Regions from separate parts of the Homo sapiens genome. Here region 1 is linked to region 2. The links are chromatin loops, found by intact Hi-C in ENCODE. Cell type or tissue: dorsolateral prefrontal cortex. All regions are shown on one strand. Links, peaks and the distances in the headings refer to the core of each region. The heading gives the core; the rest is flanking DNA. Region 1 has its middle 5.5 kb from the start of UBE2E1. Region 2 overlaps UBE2E2 (ubiquitin conjugating enzyme E2 E2).

Region 1 (5,386 bases), core at 118-5,117, 560 kb after region 2:
CTCTCAATCACGTTGGGAAAGTATCTGTGTGGGCTTCTTTTTTTTTTTTTTCTTTTTGAGGCGGAATCTTGCTCTGTCACCCAGGCTGGAGTGCAGTGGTGTGATCTAGGTTCACTGCAACCTCCACGTCCCAGGTTCAAGCCATTCTCCTGCCTCAGCCTCCGGAGTAGCTGGGACTACAGGCACACGCCACCATGCCCAGATAATTTTTGTATTTTTAGTAGAGACGGGGTTTCACCATATCGGCCAGGCTGGTCTCGAACTCCTGAACTTGTGATCCACCTGCCTCAGCCTCCCAAAGTGCTGGGATTACAGGCTTGAGCCACCACGCCCAGCCTTAGGTTAACTTTCAGTTAAGTAATTCAGGAAACAAGGGGTGTGTGTGTGTGTGTGTGTGTGTGTGTGTCCAGCCCAATGCTCACTACTGGGTGGACATCAAAGACTATGAGACAGCCCAGATCCTGGAAAGCAGTAGTAGCTGGGTAGATAGAATGAGAACATGCCTCCATGGAGCTTTCCTCTTGCTTCTGTAGTCCCTGCCTGCTGCTCCATGCTTGAAGTATAGAGATGTGGATTCCACAAGTCCCCATAGTCAACTTTGGTTCCCTCAAGGGAAAGGTCTCGGTTCTGCTGCTACCTACTTGCCTGACCTCAGAAAACTCATCCTTTCTTCCTGCACCTTAGTGTCTTCAACTGTCAAAAGAACGGGGAACACCTGATGGTCTCTAGAGTTCTTCCGGTTTGGAATTCTGTGACTCTGATGTCAAGGCTTTAATTCCTTACAATGCTGGGGGTTGGGGGGTGGCGGTCACTTTAGGCTTCACCTTGGGGTCACCCACCCTCTTTCAGTGAACAACACCCACCCACACGTTCCTTGTCAACTGCTTGATGGTGTAATCATGTATGCATGAATCACGGAACATCAGAAGAGATGGGGAAAAGAGAAAGAAAGGAATAGTACTAAAGGCAAGGATATCTTTCATTCCCTACCTTGGTTAACTTTTTCTTGCATGCCTACTAAGGGCCAAGCACTGTTCTAAAAACAGTTCTAAGCAGACAAATTCTCTAACATGGGACTTAGATTCCCAGAGCTTCAACATTAAACAGTGATTAATTAAAATAAGTACGGAGAATTAGGAATTAGGAGCTGCTTCCCCAAGCCTAGACTTCCTCAATGGCGTCTTTCCTTGGTTTCCTTGACTCCTTTCTGGCTTTTCTATCAAACTAATCTTCTTAAAATACCCAGAGGCTAAAATGCCTGTAATGTTTATCCCTTGTACTTTTTATCCTGTAATGAAATCCAGGCTTCTTAGCTCACTGTTGAGCCCCTCCACAAGCTCTTGGTACCTACTTTTCATCCTTCTTCCTCTCTGTTCACTTAGTTTTCTGAGTCTTTCAACCAAATTAGTCTATTCATGGTCTTCCTAATCGCTTTCTGCATTTTTCTGCTTCCATAGATATTTTTTGTTCTTTAAAGATTCAGTGGTTGGATTTTAAAAGTATACTAAAGTAATGCACATTTATTTTAAGAAATGATACAGAAATATGTAATGAGTTAGCAATCTCTCCTTCATTCCACTCCGTTTCATTTCCTCTGAGGTAACTACATATTTATATTTTTTAAGTTTTGAACTTATGGAAAAGTCACAAAAATAATACAGAAAACGTCCATATACCCTTTACCCAGATTTACCAATTAGTAACATTTTTTAACTCTTTGAAATAGTTTGCAGATATCACGTGCCTTTACACCTTCATAGCTCAGTGTCTATTTCCCAAAAGCAAAAATATTCTTCATATAGTTATCAACTTCAGGAAATTTAACATTGATACAATACTTTAATCTAACTTCCATACTCTAATTTTTTCAATTGACCCAATTCTGTTCTTCATAATTTTTTTGCCGTTCAGTACAGTGTCTGATCAGGATCACATATTATATTTAGTTCTTGTGCTTCTTTAGTCTCCTTTAATCTAAAGTCTCAATTTTTCCTTGTCTTTCATGCCAGTGATGCTTTTAAAGAATAAAGGCCAGTTTCTTTTTGTTTCTAATAAAATACTATTTTGATAATATATTTTACAGTTTATAATTTATATATATGTAATTTTATATTTTAATAATAGTCTATTTCAGGTCTGATGTTTTTCCACATCATTTTCAACGTCATTTCAATACCTGAGAATGTCTCTTCATTTTCCCAAGCCCTACTTGTCGTTCTAGGCTCAGCTCTAATCCCTTTTCCTCTGGTCCTTACTGGAGGCCAGAGGGTACCTCTTGGAACTCTTTACATCTTGGGTCCAGTGTGGTAGCTCATGCCTGTAATCCCAGTGACTCCACTGGGGAGGCCAAAGCAAGAGGATTGCTTGATCCCAGGAGTTTGAGGTTACAGCGAGCTATGATTGAGCCACTTCACTCTAGCCTGGGTGACAGAGCAAGACCCTGTCTCTAAAAAGAAAAGAAAAAAAAGAAACAACTTTTTACATCTGTCATAGCACTTAGCACTGTACTTAGCCTACACAGACTAATTAATAAATATTTGTTGATTAATTTATTTGAGGCACAGCCATGAGTTCAATCAGTGGCAAAGACAGAACTTGTCCTGTAGGCTTAGCAAGTCGAGATTGGTATCTTTGCTGCCAATTGCTTCTGGGGTTTACAATTATTGAGGTAAATTTTGGATTCAAATTGGATCCTTGACTATAGATTTGCCACACCATGGAACTGTGGAGAAGTTGATATTTTTTAAAAGTTTCACAATAGATAATTAAGAACATGAAATAAAAATATTTATTCCCTACTATTTTATTCCTCCAAATTTCAGTAAACTGGAAGAGTGTTCAATTCAGGAAAAGGTTTCAGAGACTAATGAACCAAACTGCTCAAATTATAATCCTACATATTCTAATATAGTCTATTCTTGTGTGATCAATGTATAGAAAGTTGAAGAAGGCTAGTTTGTTTAAAAAATAGGTCCTACAGAGGAGATGCTACATTATAAACTGAGAAGAGTACTTTCATACTAATCACTATCCTTTTGTGGACATCAAATCAACCTTTTTGCCCTTGCCTGAGACAACATTAGACTCTTACCAAGTCTTGATAAATTTTGAAAATCACATGGTTGTTCAATGCCTCCATGTGGTAGAAAAAAATAATTTAGCTCTGTCCTACCTTCCTGTGTTAGCAACATTCAGGCCAATAAAGTACGATAGTGCTTAGGGCCCTTCAATGGGATCAGTGCTATTTTATTTTTTTTAAAAGGCCTATGGAAAAATGACCCAAATTGAAGGTAAATGCCCCAGATCACATTCGTCTTTATGGAATCGACCCTTGTTTTTGAACTTTCCTTATCTTTCTTACAAGGAATGGATTTTTCAGCCAAAGGAGAATTATAAAATGAAACAAGTCGATTGAAATCCAGTGAGTCCATTTTTCCCAGAAAGGCTTTATATAAATTCTTTATAAGTTGCAAACACAAGATTTTTTTTTCTTTGGATGGAAAAAGGAAATCTTTTCTTTTTCTTTTTTTTTTTTATGGAGTCTCACTCTGTCACCAAGGCTGGAGTGCAATGGCATGATCTCGGCTCACTGCAACCTCTGTCTCCTGGGTTCAAGAGATTCTCCTGCCTCAGCCTCCCGAGTAGCTGGGATTACAGGCACTCATCACCACACCCAGCTAATTTTTGTATTTTTAGTAGAGACGGGGTTTCACCATGTTGGCCAGGGTGGTCTCAAACTCCTGACCTCAGGTGATCCGCCCACCTCAGCCTCCCAAAGTGCTGGGATTACCAGTGTGAGCCACCACGCCCAGCAAAGGAAATCCTTTCTATTCAGCAATAAGGTAAGTTAAAAAACTATATTAACCAACGTTAACTTGCTTGACAATTCTTTGGACATGAAATTGGCCAAAGAGAATCTTTATGAAATACTTGAATTTCAGTGTAAGCAACAAGTCAAAAAGTTAAACCAAGTCTCCCTCTTTCAACTGTATTATTTCACCTCCTAGGGATCAACTAGCACCTTGATCTTCAAGTGTTTCTACTTAAATGTACTTGATACACTAAAGATGACTTGAAGGAGAGTTGGGTCATTCTGAAAACCAGGAATAGGTATTAATAAAAACTGGAGCCCACTTTCTCAAAGTCCACAGGATGTCACAGTGTAATACTACTTGGGCTTCTGTGACTGGCTGGTTTTCTAAAATGTAAATTGAGCATTACTATCAAAGCATTCAGTGCATATGTATGCATTTGCTTTACACATGCATAGACTACAACCGAAAACTGCTTTCTCCAAAGGAAATTAGGGGTGGGGGAAGGGGCAGAAAGATATTTTCGTGGCATACTCTCTGGTTTCTTTAGAATAATATAGCATGAAAATGTATTATCTATTTAAAATATATCCATATAGGCAAAATAAATAAATAATGAGGACTATTCTCAGGATGAGGGTGGGGTTGGGGAACTTCAATAGCAGTCATTAGTTCAAGCAACCATGTTACAAATTCAGTGATTCCCTTAGCTTGCTTCCATGTTCCCACTTTCCCAGCTGTCTTGATTGTTAATATATTCTCGAAAATATTATCAGAGACTACTATATTTATTTTATTTATTTACTTATTTTGAGACAGGGTCTCACTCCCACCACCCAGGTTGGAGTACAGTGGCACAATCACAGCTCACTGCAGCCTCAACCTCTGGGGCTCAGGTGATTCTCCCACCTCAACCTCCCAAGTATCTGGGACCACAGGCATGTGCCACCAGGCCTGGCTAATTTTTGCATTTTTTGTAGAGACAGTCTTGCCATGTTGCCCAGGCTGGTCTTGAACTCCTGGGCTCAAGGAGTCTGCCTGCCTTGGCCTCCCAAAGTGCTGGAATTACAGGCGTGAGCCACTGCACCCGGCCCTTTTATATTTAATACATTTTTCTGCAATGTAATTGAGGCTCTTCTCCCACTCCAATATTGCCAGAACTGACAAGATCATCTGTGGATAGCATGGGTCATAACAACAATTTTGCCACCAACTTACTGCATGACCTTGGATAAGACATACTGGCTTTTTTTTTTTTTTTTTTTTTTTTTTTTTTGAGACAGAGTCTTGCTCTGTCCCCAGGCTGAAGTGCAGTGGCGCGATCTCGGCTCACTGCAACCTCCAATCAAGACTCGCTGGTTCAAGAGATTCTCTTGCCTCAGCCTCCCGAGTAGCTGGGATTCCAGGCACATGTCACCAAGCCTAGATAATTTTTGTATTTTTAGTAGAGACGGGGTTTCACCATCTTGGCCAGGATGGTCTCAATCTCCTGACCTCGTGTTCCACCTGCTTTGGCCTCTCAAAGTGCTGGGATTACAGGCATGAGCCACCACGCCCGGCCAACATACCGGCCA
Region 2 (5,386 bases), core at 127-5,126:
TTGAGCAAGTACCATTCCTTTACCAGATTTACTCCACCTGCCTTGTAGGATCATACATGATCATGTATATGAAAGCTTCTAGAACACTAAAGCATTGTGCAAATGTAAAGAGTTATATAATGTTACATTGTTCGGGAGAGGCCATGCCTGTGGTAGCAGTTAAAAGGAACAAAACTTTGAGAGTTGAACTAGTTAGGTTGGGTGGGATTTTCCCCTTAAGAAACCATCATCAGTAAAGGCTGTTTTTTAAAAGCTAGTATATAGGATTAATAAAGTACAGGTTGAGTATCTCTTACCTGAGATGCTTGGGACCAAAAGCCTTTTGGATTTCAGAATTTGAATTTTGGAATATTTGCATATTCATAATGAGCGATCTTCAGGATGTGGCCTAAGTCTAAACATGAAATGCATTTATGTTTCTTACACACCTTATACACATAGCCTGAAGGTAGTTTTATTTCTCCCATGGGGACGCTGAATAAACTGTGTATTGTGTGCCTGCGATCTGACTGGGACCTGCCACATGGGGTTAGGTGTGGAGTTTCCCACTTGTGGCATCATGTCAGTGCTGAAAGTTTTTGATTTTGGAGCATTTCAGATTTCAGCTTTTCAGATTAGGAATGTTCAACCTCTAGCCGGAGAAAGAAGATAGTTTTCTATAAGATGGAAAATTTATCCAGTCATGCCTTTTTGGAACATGCGTGAATTTGTTGAGTAACTGAAATGTATACCTTCAGGTTCCTAAATTTAATTTATGTGAGATAAAATTTGTTTCTAAGTAGTTTTATATTTCCCTCTTCTTTGAAACAGTATGAGTTTAACATTTTCTTATTAGTTTAGGACCTCATTCTCAACCTCAGTTATGATACCGTAATATAGTGATCAATTATGGAACTACTAAGTTATCGAGGTAATAGGACTCTTGTCTCATGCCCTAAGAAGGACTTCAGGCTGCCCATTTAAAAAAATTGAGATATAATTTAAATACCATACAATTCACTCTTTTAAATTATGCAATTCAGTAGTTTCTAGTGTACTCACAACGTTGTGCAACTGTCACTGTCATTACTTCCAAAACATTTTCATCATCCTAGAAAGGAACCCCACATCCATTAGCATTCTCCATTCCCCCCTCCCCCCCAGCTTCTGGCAACCACGAATCGACTTTCTGTCTCTATGGATTTGTCTATTCTGGGCATTTTGTATAAATGGAATCATACAAGGTGTGGCCTTTTATATCTGGTGTCTTTCACTTAACATAATTAAAGCATTTAGTTTTATAATAAAAAAGGCTAGGCAAATAATTGAGTGGAGGTTGGGAGGTTTAAGAGATTCCATTAAAGAAGAAGGTGAAATAAGGGGGAGAGATGAGATCAGATGAAGTTCAGATTTAGCAAACATTGAGTATTACATAAGCCAGGCACTGTGCTAAGTCTGTTGGGTGATAGAGCAGAAGAGGTTCTAAAAGATATGCTGTTTTTCCATCCTTTGCTTGATGATTTGGACTTTGAGTAGAAAGGACAGTTTTATCCTCTTGATGTACAGAATTACAGAATGAATTCTTTGAAAAGGAGTAGGAAAGCAGATCAGTCAGCTTTTGCTTAGTATGATTTATTCCTCTTTTAAAGTGTAATTTCTGTTTCTACCTAGTTTCAAGTAAGTTTTGAGGCATGTAGGGCTCTGCCACATGATGCCAGCCTTGTCCTGGGGTATAACTTTTTTATGGATCATAAAGGAGCCTGGTTAAAGTTTGGAACTATTATAGACTGGGAGAATAGGCATCTCAATAATATCCCTTTATACCTTACTGCTTATTATTTAAGGTTAGGATAATTGGGTAAACATTCACCATTCACATTTTATTAGCTGGTAACTACGCTTTCTCATTTATTCCAGAGAATAAGGACAGTCCTTCCTTTCGCCCAATTTTACTTGTTTTTCTAAATTTTATTTCTTTAGCTTAGCATTGCTTACAGGGCTTAATTAAGTTTTGTTTCATACTGTTCTGGAGCTATACTAGTGGATTACCCAATGAAATTTTTTTTCCTATGTGGTAAATTGTTCAAACACTTACCAAATAAACAGCTAACTTGGGTAATACTTTATGACAATGTGTAGCTGCATGGCAGTGTGCTTTTACTATCAATACTCAGTTCTGGTTTTATCATATTATTCTTAATAAATAGTAACAACCAAGTTATTTGGTTTAGGGAGAAAATCTGCCATGAGGTATCTTTGTGTCTGTGGCACACAGCCACACTGTTTATGCCATTATGAACCTGCAAAGCTCACTGTGTCTGCAGTGAAAGCTGCAGATGAAATCTGATAGGATCTCTTGGCATTTTCACTTCTACGATTATACATTGAATATAGGGATGAATTAAGCCCTTTGTATTGTTGAGCTGTGATTAAGATTACTGGATAGCTTAAGTATTTTCTCTTTTTGTCCACATACCCAGTAACTTGGGTCAAAATTATTAATCCATTAGAGTGTATGCAGTAACTTTTTTTCTTTTGTAGTGTTGTGACCTTTAATGATGGAGCATTTCATAGATGTGCTAAATGAAGGTTAATAACGGTGAAAATTTATTATATTGATTAGCTACTTATATATTAACACTTAAGGTTTAATTTTATTTAAATTTTATTTTTCTTAGGCTGTCTGTAAAATCTTCTCATTTAAAATTTAGCTTCTGTGGATAACTGTTTACTCATTGCCCCATATGAATATTTAATAGGCACTTCAACAAGTCCAAAACAACTTCTGCTTCCCCTCCCAAATCTGCTTCACCCAGTCTTTTTCATTTCAGTTAATAGCAAATCTGTCTTTCCATTTAGGAGTCATTGATTCCTTTTTCTCTCTCACTCTACGTTCATTCTGTCATCAAATCGTTTTTGTCCTACCTTCAGAATACATCTAGAGTCTAATCACTTCCCACTTTCTCCATTGTTACTATTATGGTCCAAGCCGTCTTCATATCTTGCTTGAGTTATTGCCACACCCTCCCAACAGGTCTCCCTTCTTCCATCCTTCCTTCTATATAGTCTATTCTTAATATGACAGCCAGAATGATCTTTTAAACATGAAAGTGAGATCATATTACTCCTTGTGTTCCCATTACAATGGCCTTTGAGAGTGATCAGGGCCCCCTTTGTCTCTCTGACCTTATTGCTTATTCTCTTGATCACTCTGCTGCCGCTACGCTGGCCTCTTCCCTGTCCCTCAAATGTGCCAGACATGCTTCCATCTTAGGGTCTCTGCACTGGCTATTTCCTCAAATGTCATCTCGGTGAGGCTAACCCTGATCACCCTACCTCAATACACCCAATTATTTTTACTCCGCTTTTTCTTTCCGTAGGAGTTAACACCTCCTAACATTTACTTCTATCAGTTTCTTATGATTAACTGTGTTGTGTATTCCCTCCCATTAGAATGTGAATATCTGAAAGACACTTACAGTTTGAAAAGTGCCTGGAACGTAGTAAATGTTCAATAAATTGCACTTCATTGATATTTATTGGCAACATAACATTATTACCACTCCTCAGAAGCCTGCCACATCTTCCCTATCATTTATACCTCTCCCCAAGCCTGATGTTTTTGTTTCTTGTCTTAATATAGAGACAAGGTCTTACTTTCACCCAGGCTGGAGCTCAGTGGCATGATCATAGCTCACTGCAACCTGTATCTTTTGTGCTCAAGCTATCCTGCTGCCTCAGCCTCTCAAGTAGCTGAGACTACAGGATTGGGCTAACACACCTAGCTAAATTTTTATTTTTATTTTTTTGTAGAGATGGAGTCTTGCTGTGTTGCCCAGGCTGGTCTTGAAACTCATGACCTCCTGCCTTGACCTCCCAAATGATCCTCCTGCTTTGACCTCCCAAAGCACTGGGATTATAGGCATGAATCATCAAGCCTGGCCAAGTCTGATGGTTTTTAAAGTTGTTTTTAGTATGATTGAATATGATTCTCATACAAATAAAGGTCTGCTGTATAGTAGTAATCTGTTGCATAGAACTTTGTTCTTCAGGTGAGGTGTGAGTCACATCCTTTTATCTTGTTTGTTTTTTTTCCCCGCCCCCCGCCCCCCCAGTATAGTCATGAGCAGTCCACAAAGCCAAAATATACATTGAAACAGAAAGACTATTTGTTAAATTTATGGAAATATGTTTTAAATTGTTTCTACAATCTTCTTTGCTTCTAAGAATTCAAATGTCACAGGAATAAAAGCTTTCACCATTTTACCAGAATCTGTAGGATTTAGATGATGGTCATTTTATTCTGTTGACAGTATGGAGCACTTTGCAGATGGATATCAGGTTAATTGTTATATTGAAAAGTGAAGGAGTACATTCTACTAACAGTCTTTCTGCTGAGAAAAATCTAATTATTGCCATTAAGGTGGCATTAAGTTAGTAAATTGGGTAAATAAACAGTTAAAATCCCCAAATTTCTTATAACATGCCATAATTGCTTTGCTTGAAAATAGTTATCGGCCAGGCGCAGTGGCTCACACCTGTAATCCCTGCCATTTGGGAGGCTGAGGCGGGAGGATCACCTGAGGTCAGGAGTTCGAGACCTGCCTGGCCAACATGGTGAAACCCTGTCTCTACTAAAAACACAAAACTTAGGTGGGTGTGTTGGCTTATGCCTGTGATCCCAGCTACTTGGGAGGCTGAGGCAGGAGAATTGCTTGAACCTGGGAGGCGGAGGTTGCAGTGAGCTGAGATCATGCCACTGCACTCCAGCCTGGGCGACAGAGTGAGACGCTGTTTCAAAAAAAAAAAAGAAAAGAAAAGAAAAGAAAATAGTTATCACTGAATAGAAATATAAGATGATCAAATAACTATTGAAGTTAAAGGAAACTACAAAGAAAATCTCCAAAGGACGCCATCCTAGTTTGTTTTTTTGTTAAGCACTATTCACCTGCTGCACTAGAGCCAGCAATATGGACAAACAATACTACTACTAATACCATTATTTGTTAGGCACTTATGAGGTAGCAGGTCTCATGCTTCATCTTTTATGCTCCCAGCAGTTCTGTAATGGCAGAGAATAGCATTTTGTTTTTCTAAATACATTCAATCTCTGAGCCTCAGTGTTCCCCTCAGACCTCTCAGATCCTGGGCCCTTTACCCTACATTTTATGGCCCGCTTCCCTTTCTGCTTCTTTCTGATCATTTTATTTTGTATTTGATGTTCTGAGTTTTCTCTAAAGAACAACATATATTCGTTTTAGATTAATGGCTTTAAGAAAATCATTTATTGTTAAGAATAGTACAGTTTTGTGGCTCAGCAAAAAATAATTCTACTGTTCAGCCATAATCATTTTGGCAAGTTTACAGCCTTTTTCTCAAGCGTTGGTTAGATTAACTGAACTTCTGA

Evidence for each region. A loop is a pair of places that touch in the nucleus more often than their neighbours do. Peaks named below come from ENCODE experiments on the same cell type or tissue, not always from the same donor. Only the 100,000 strongest peaks of a DNase experiment are listed, where the experiment ranks them.
Region 1: it touches region 2 in a loop (4-fold over the local background); 2 of 110 quality-filtered maps call a loop at or near these places.

Annotation. Positions count from the first base shown.
Region 1 is chr3:23,797,784-23,803,169 of GRCh38, forward strand. No RefSeq gene overlaps it. Among named protein-coding and RNA genes, the nearest start is that of UBE2E1, 5.5 kb to the right of the region's middle. In dorsolateral prefrontal cortex, for the core only: a CTCF peak has its summit at 3,144; no DNase peak of the experiment used is centred there.
Region 2 is chr3:23,238,309-23,243,694 of GRCh38, forward strand. The region is part of intron 3 of UBE2E2 (ubiquitin conjugating enzyme E2 E2); the gene reads left to right. Among named protein-coding and RNA genes, the nearest start is that of UBE2E2, 38 kb to the left of the region's middle. In dorsolateral prefrontal cortex, for the core only: no CTCF peak of the experiment used is centred there; a DNase peak (open chromatin) is centred at 3,153; H3K4me3 peaks cover 1,661 bases; H3K27ac peaks cover 4,484 bases.